2 separate regions of the Homo sapiens genome follow, and region 1 is linked to region 2. The links are chromatin contacts, found by Hi-C or POLR2A ChIA-PET in ENCODE. All regions are on one chromosome and are shown on one strand. Each heading gives the region's core, a stretch centred on a gene start or an enhancer-like site at or near the end of the contact. The rest is flanking DNA. Distances are from core to core; before and after follow the strand shown.

Evidence for each region. Hi-C counts contacts between places; a loop is a spot of excess contacts on that map. ChIA-PET counts read pairs that join two places held with the same protein, here RNA polymerase II (POLR2A). Pooled maps may share reads with other maps.
Region 1: a loop to region 2 is called in a pooled map, with 14 times the contacts of the local background. The contact joins the promoter of EIF3L here to the promoter of IFT27 in region 2. A Hi-C loop is called at or near these places in 6 of 50 pooled maps. POLR2A ChIA-PET finds 5 or more read pairs at or near these places in 2 of 52 experiments (activated CD4-positive, alpha-beta T cell and naive thymus-derived CD4-positive, alpha-beta T cell).

The regions. Positions count from the first base shown.
Region 1 is chr22:37,847,978-37,850,677 of GRCh38, reverse strand. EIF3L (eukaryotic translation initiation factor 3 subunit L) reads right to left here and starts at 1,259. Exons shown (of 13, transcript NM_016091.4): 1 at 1,196-1,259; 2 at 615-663. The coding sequence starts at 1,228. It also overlaps a transcript of ANKRD54 not described here. RefSeq lists enhancers at 573-1,094, 1,095-1,617, 1,618-2,140.
Region 2 is chr22:36,774,696-36,777,395 of GRCh38, reverse strand. It overlaps IFT27 (intraflagellar transport 27), which reads left to right and starts at 1,277. Exons shown (of 7, transcript NM_001177701.3): 1 at 1,277-1,722. The coding sequence starts at 1,689. RefSeq lists enhancers at 1-448, 976-1,235, 1,014-1,577 and silencers at 1,476-1,525, 1,656-1,715.

The DNA of each region.
Region 1 (2,700 bases), core at 10-2,509, 1.1 Mb before region 2:
GAATTACTTAAATTTTTCACATCAAGATTTTCTTCCTTGGGGCAGGCGCGGTGGCTCACGCCTGTAATCCCAGCACTTTGGGAGGTTGGGGCGGGTGGATCACCTGAGGTCAGGAGTTCAAGACCAGCCTGGACAACACGGCGAAACCTCGTCTCTATTAAAAAAATTTAAAAATTAGCTGGGAATGGTGGTGGGCGCCTGTAATCCCAGCTACTCAGGAGGCTGAGACAAGAGAACTACTGCTTGAACGAGGGACGCGGAGGTTGCAGTGAGCCGAGATCGCACCACTGCACTCCAGCCTGGGGGACAGAGGGAAACTCCATCTCAAAAACAAAAACAAAAACAAAAACAAAAAAGCTTTTCTTATTTGGCTAATAGTTTACACAAGAAAACCATAGCCAGGTAAGTAATCCTTCTCTTCCAAGACTGAGGTGGACTATGATAAAAAGCCTGGTTTATTAGGCTTTATAAAACCCCTCGCACTGGCAGCTAATGACTGACTCCAAACCTGGACCATCAAAGAGCAATTTTTGATGCCTGTCAGAGCTGGTTCTAAGACATTCCAAAGGAACTGATCCCTACGAGTACTCAGCCAGCCTAACCCGTGGTCTCACCTGTGTGCATATCATAGTCGCTGGGATAAGCGTAGGGGTCATAAGCCGCCTAGAAGGAAAGAGACACAGTCAAGGACAGCCGCCAAGTCGTGAATTCAAAACGCTCATCCTAGAGTCTAGATGCCAAGCAGAGAGCTAAGGATACAGAGGCGAATAAGACACTGTGCCTGCCTTTGAGGAACTCACACGCCTTAGAGAAAAGGGACAGTAAACAGACAATGACAATACAACATTACGGGTGCAATGAGGTGGAGCAAAGGACAAGAGGCTGTGGGAATCAGCGAGATTTGACCAGACGGAGCCTAGACCAAAAAAACTCAGGTGCAGAAACACAGAAACGTCTAACAGGCCTTAGTCTCCGGTCTTAGAAAGGGGAAGGACAAGCCAATCGAACACGCGAAGTGGGCGGGCAGAGCCAGGGTTGTCTAGGGACCGGGAACTGTGGGAGCAGCCTGAGGGCCGGGCGGGAGGTCGGCCGGAGCTGGCCGCGACCCGGAAGCTGCCTCGCGCCGGGACCCACATCCAGTGGTCCCAGAGATCACCCCGTCGTGGAGCCCACCGCGCCCTTACGGCCACCTTACCTCAGACTCATAATCATCAGCGGGATAAGACATGGCTGCCTCGCTTGCGAGCACCGCCGGAAAGAGCGAAATGAGCGGCCCGCGCCTGCGTCCTGAGGCCGGAAGTTCAGCCCCACTCGGGCCTGCCGGGAAACCGGAAGCCTTTCCGAGGCCTCTGGCCATCTGAGACAGCCATATCCAGAAGGAAGAGGAGCCGCGTTCCGTGGCTCACACCTGTAACCCCACCAGTTTGGGAGGCCGAGGCGGGCGGATCACCTGAGGCTGAGGCCGGGGGTTTGAGACCAGCCTGACCAATATGGAGAAACCCCGTCTCTACTAAAAATACAAAATTAGCCGGGAGTGGTGGCGCATGCCTGTAATTCCAGCTACTCGGGAGGCTGAGGCAGGAGAGTCGCTTGAACCCGGGAGGCGGAGGTTGCGGTGAGCCGAGATCGCGCCATTGCACTCTAGCCTGGGCAACAAGAGGGAAAACTCCGTCTAAAAAGAATAAGAGGGTTACAAGTAGCCTGAATTTTCCTCTCTTCAAATAGGGACTTCTCAAAGAAGGTGAATCTATAATAGTGGTGTAGATTCAGATATAAGGACACGTATTTGGCGTAAAGGAGAGGCAAAGTTAGAGGAACCAGAAAGAATGCTACACAAAAGATGGCCGGCTTCTCGCGTGAAGGAAGATTCGGATACGGGGGCCTGATGGATTTAGTTGTAGGCGGTTTGCCTGCAGCGAGTAAATTATTCAAACGTTCGGACTTCACAAGACTAAACTTACTGGGGATAAAAATTGAGATTTGGCCGGGCGCGATGGCTCACGCCTGTAATCCCTACACTTTGGGAGGCCGAGGCGGGTGGATGATCTGAGATCAGGAGTTCGAGACCAGCCTGGCCGAAATGGCGAAACCCCGTCTCTATTAAAAATACAAAAATTAGCCGGGAGTGGTAGCGTCCGCCTGTAATCCCAGCTACTCAGGAGGCTGAAGCAGGAGAATCGGTGGAACCTGAGAGGCAGAGGCTGTAGTGAGCCGAGATCGCGCCACTGCACTCCAGCCTGGGCGACAGAGCAAGACTCCGTCTAAAAAAAAAAAGAAAAAAAAAAATTGAGATTTGGTCCCATGCAGTAAGAGGGAATGGAGAACAGGAGCCACCCAACTTTGGACATTAAAGTTGGAGCAGGCAAAGATGAGGCCAGCTGTGTCGCGAAGCCTGGGACATGGGCAGCTCTTGAGTACACCGGGTTCGAGGCCAGGGGAAACCCTCAAGGTAGAGATGGGGTTATAAAGCAAACCAATAAAAACCGGTGTATGAGTCAAGGAGAGGCCTTAGTTTAGCCATCTGCCCATACACAACACCTAGTGGAAATCCGAGTTCCAGTCCCTACTCCGCCACTGATTTGCTGTGTGACCAGGACTCTCTGGGTCCCTTTGTCACGCCGCCCTCCTTGCTTTTCCCACTGAGGCACGCTCCACCTCTGGGATTTTGCACTCACTGTTATCCAAGTCTAGAATCGAATG
Region 2 (2,700 bases), core at 28-2,527:
GATTCGGGGCTGAAACCATCAGCCATTCATAGAGTGTGTGTGTTTATTCCCCCACACAAGGCTGGCAGCCACTCTGAGATGCAGAGTGGCGGAGAGGTGGAATGTTCTAGGTGTCTGGAGGGAATGTGGAACTTTCGCACAGGCACCTTTGCTGAGGGGCTGCTCTTCCCTTCAGCATCAGCCATCAGAATCCCAGGGGCCCTGAGAAAGTGAGAACAAGGGGTACATTCGGCCAACCAGTGACAGTGATGATAAACCAAATCTGTCCAGATAAGCTTCCGCTCTCCCATCCACCCCACAATCACGTGTGCACCTACTATCTCCCAGGCACTCATACGTTTCTCTCCTTCCATCTCCACAACCACCCCACAAGGCGGGTTCTCCTAGGCCCATCCTGAGGCTGAGGGATGAGGTGACTTGTCCAGGCCAGGGATTTAGGTCTCTGACCCCCTAACCACGTGCAAGAGGCACCCCCAACCCAGTAAACGCGTACAGAGAGCCTCCCTGGGTGACGGGCAAACGAGGTTAGTGATGCATTCTCCTTTTGCAGAGAGTAAATGGACTAAGAGCAAAGTACGACTTCAAGTTTCCGAGTCTCACCGCTTAGCCCCATCAAAGTGTATTTGTTCTCCCTTTGTTCACAAACATCACTTTAATAAAACACCTTCATATTTTAGATTTTAACGCTCATTACATCTTTGAGCTTTTAAAATGAGATTTCCCTGCGGGATGCGGGGCAAGGACTGCACTTCTCCATGCACTTTAATAGCCGCGCTGTGCAGAACCCGGGAACCGGGGAAGCCGCGAGAACCGCGCGAAGTCAGAGCAAGTCAAAACGACCTCTACAGCGGCGGCCTGGCCCACTGCGCAGGCGCCGCTCCAGACCGCCTAGAGCCCAACCTGCCCCATTGTAGGCGAACCCACTTCTAGAAGGACAGCGGGAGTGGCGAATCCCTATTCCTCCCGAAGATGGGTCAAGCCAGACTCTGACCAATCAGAAAGCTTCTCTTGTCACCGCTTCTGACTGCTTGACGTGGAGGCTTCTTTATCTCGGGACTCTCAGGCGCAGCGGGGGCGGGATATAAAGCTGGTTGACGTCAATTACAACCACTCGTCAAGCAGACTGAACTTGAAGAACTGATAACTCTACGAATTGCATCTCAAGAAAAGGCTGTTATCCCAGCTCTCTACTCCCATTGGATTTTTGTGAGACCTTGAGGGTGGGAGCTTTTGGCGGCAACCAATCGAGGGTCAGCGAGGAGGAGGAGGAGGCGGGGCAGGTGGGCTATGGTTGCTTGGAGAGTGCATCCGGCCCGGTACTTGTGATCGGAGGAGAGCCGGATCGTCCTTCCTTGAACCCTCTGGGTAGGGCTGTGCTGAGGGGCTGGGCGGGGAGCACAGGCCGTGTCCGCTCGCTTGCACCTTTTCAGACTGCCGTGTCAGGCCTCGAGCCGGGCCCACCTGGAGCCCTCCCCTGCCCACCCGCCCCCAGCGCCCGATATCCGCCCCCGGCCCAGAAGGGCCGGGCTCGGTCATCCCCAGTCCCGTCGCGGCCACTGACCCTTGAGATCAGCCCTCCCCTCCCCACCTTCCCGTCCCAGGCCAGCCCAGGGCCCGAAGCCCACCCACTCGCGTCTCTAGCAGCCGCTCTTGTCCTCTGGGTACGGCTCGCGGGAGTGTTGGTTACCATGGTGAAGCTGGCAGCCAAATGCATCCTGGCAGGTGAGTCTGAAAACTTGCGCTTGAATACGGTGGTCTCTGGAGTCCAGAGCCTTCATAATTCATCCAGAGCTTTTGTTCACCTAAATTGCCTACCTTTTCCTTTCTCTCTCCCAAAGGCGAGTTACTGCAATTACTGATACAGTAAATTACGTTAGGCGTGGAAGAATGATCTTCCAGGGCACTTCGCAGCTCCAGTGGATTTCCCCCTGCTCCCTGTCACATACTCTGAGACCACCTTCACCAGTTGAGGTGACTCGTTAAAAAATCACTAGTTACAACTCTGGAGAAGCAGACTTGTTAAAACAAAACAAAACAAACAAAGCTTAAGCAAACCTTGAGTGCTTCAGCTAAACATATACTGTACCCCAAAGTTAGGCATCAGTGACTTTGGTAGTCTTTACTATGGGATTTTTCCCCCGACCTCACCCCCTCTGATAACGGTGACCTGAGTGTAGTGACCAGAGTTTGCAAAAGGCACTTGTGTGTTGTCTTTAAGACCCAAAGTTACTGTGCTGCCCCACTCCAAGAAGGGCATAAATGTTGAGTCTCCCAAAGGCAGGAATCTTTGTTTTGTTGACTGATACATCCCAAGCACCCAGAACAATGCCTGGAACATAGTAGGTACTCAATAAATACTTTTAGAATGGATGAATATGTGAATATGTGGCATGCACATTTGTAGTGTACCCCTTGTATCAGTCTGCACATTTAGAAAAACAATATTTTGGATTATAGACTGCGAAACACATATGCATGTTACTGAGTGCTTACTGCATGTGAAGCACACATATTTCATGTAATCGTCTCACCATAGCACACTGGGCTAGGTACTGGATTGTTTTTCTTTTTTTTTTTTTTTTTTGAGACGGAGTCTCACGCTGTTGCCCAGGCTGGAGGGCAGTGGCGCAATCTCGGCTCACTGCAACCTCCACCTCCCTGGTTCAAGCAATTCCCCTGCCTCAGCCTCCCAAGTAGCTG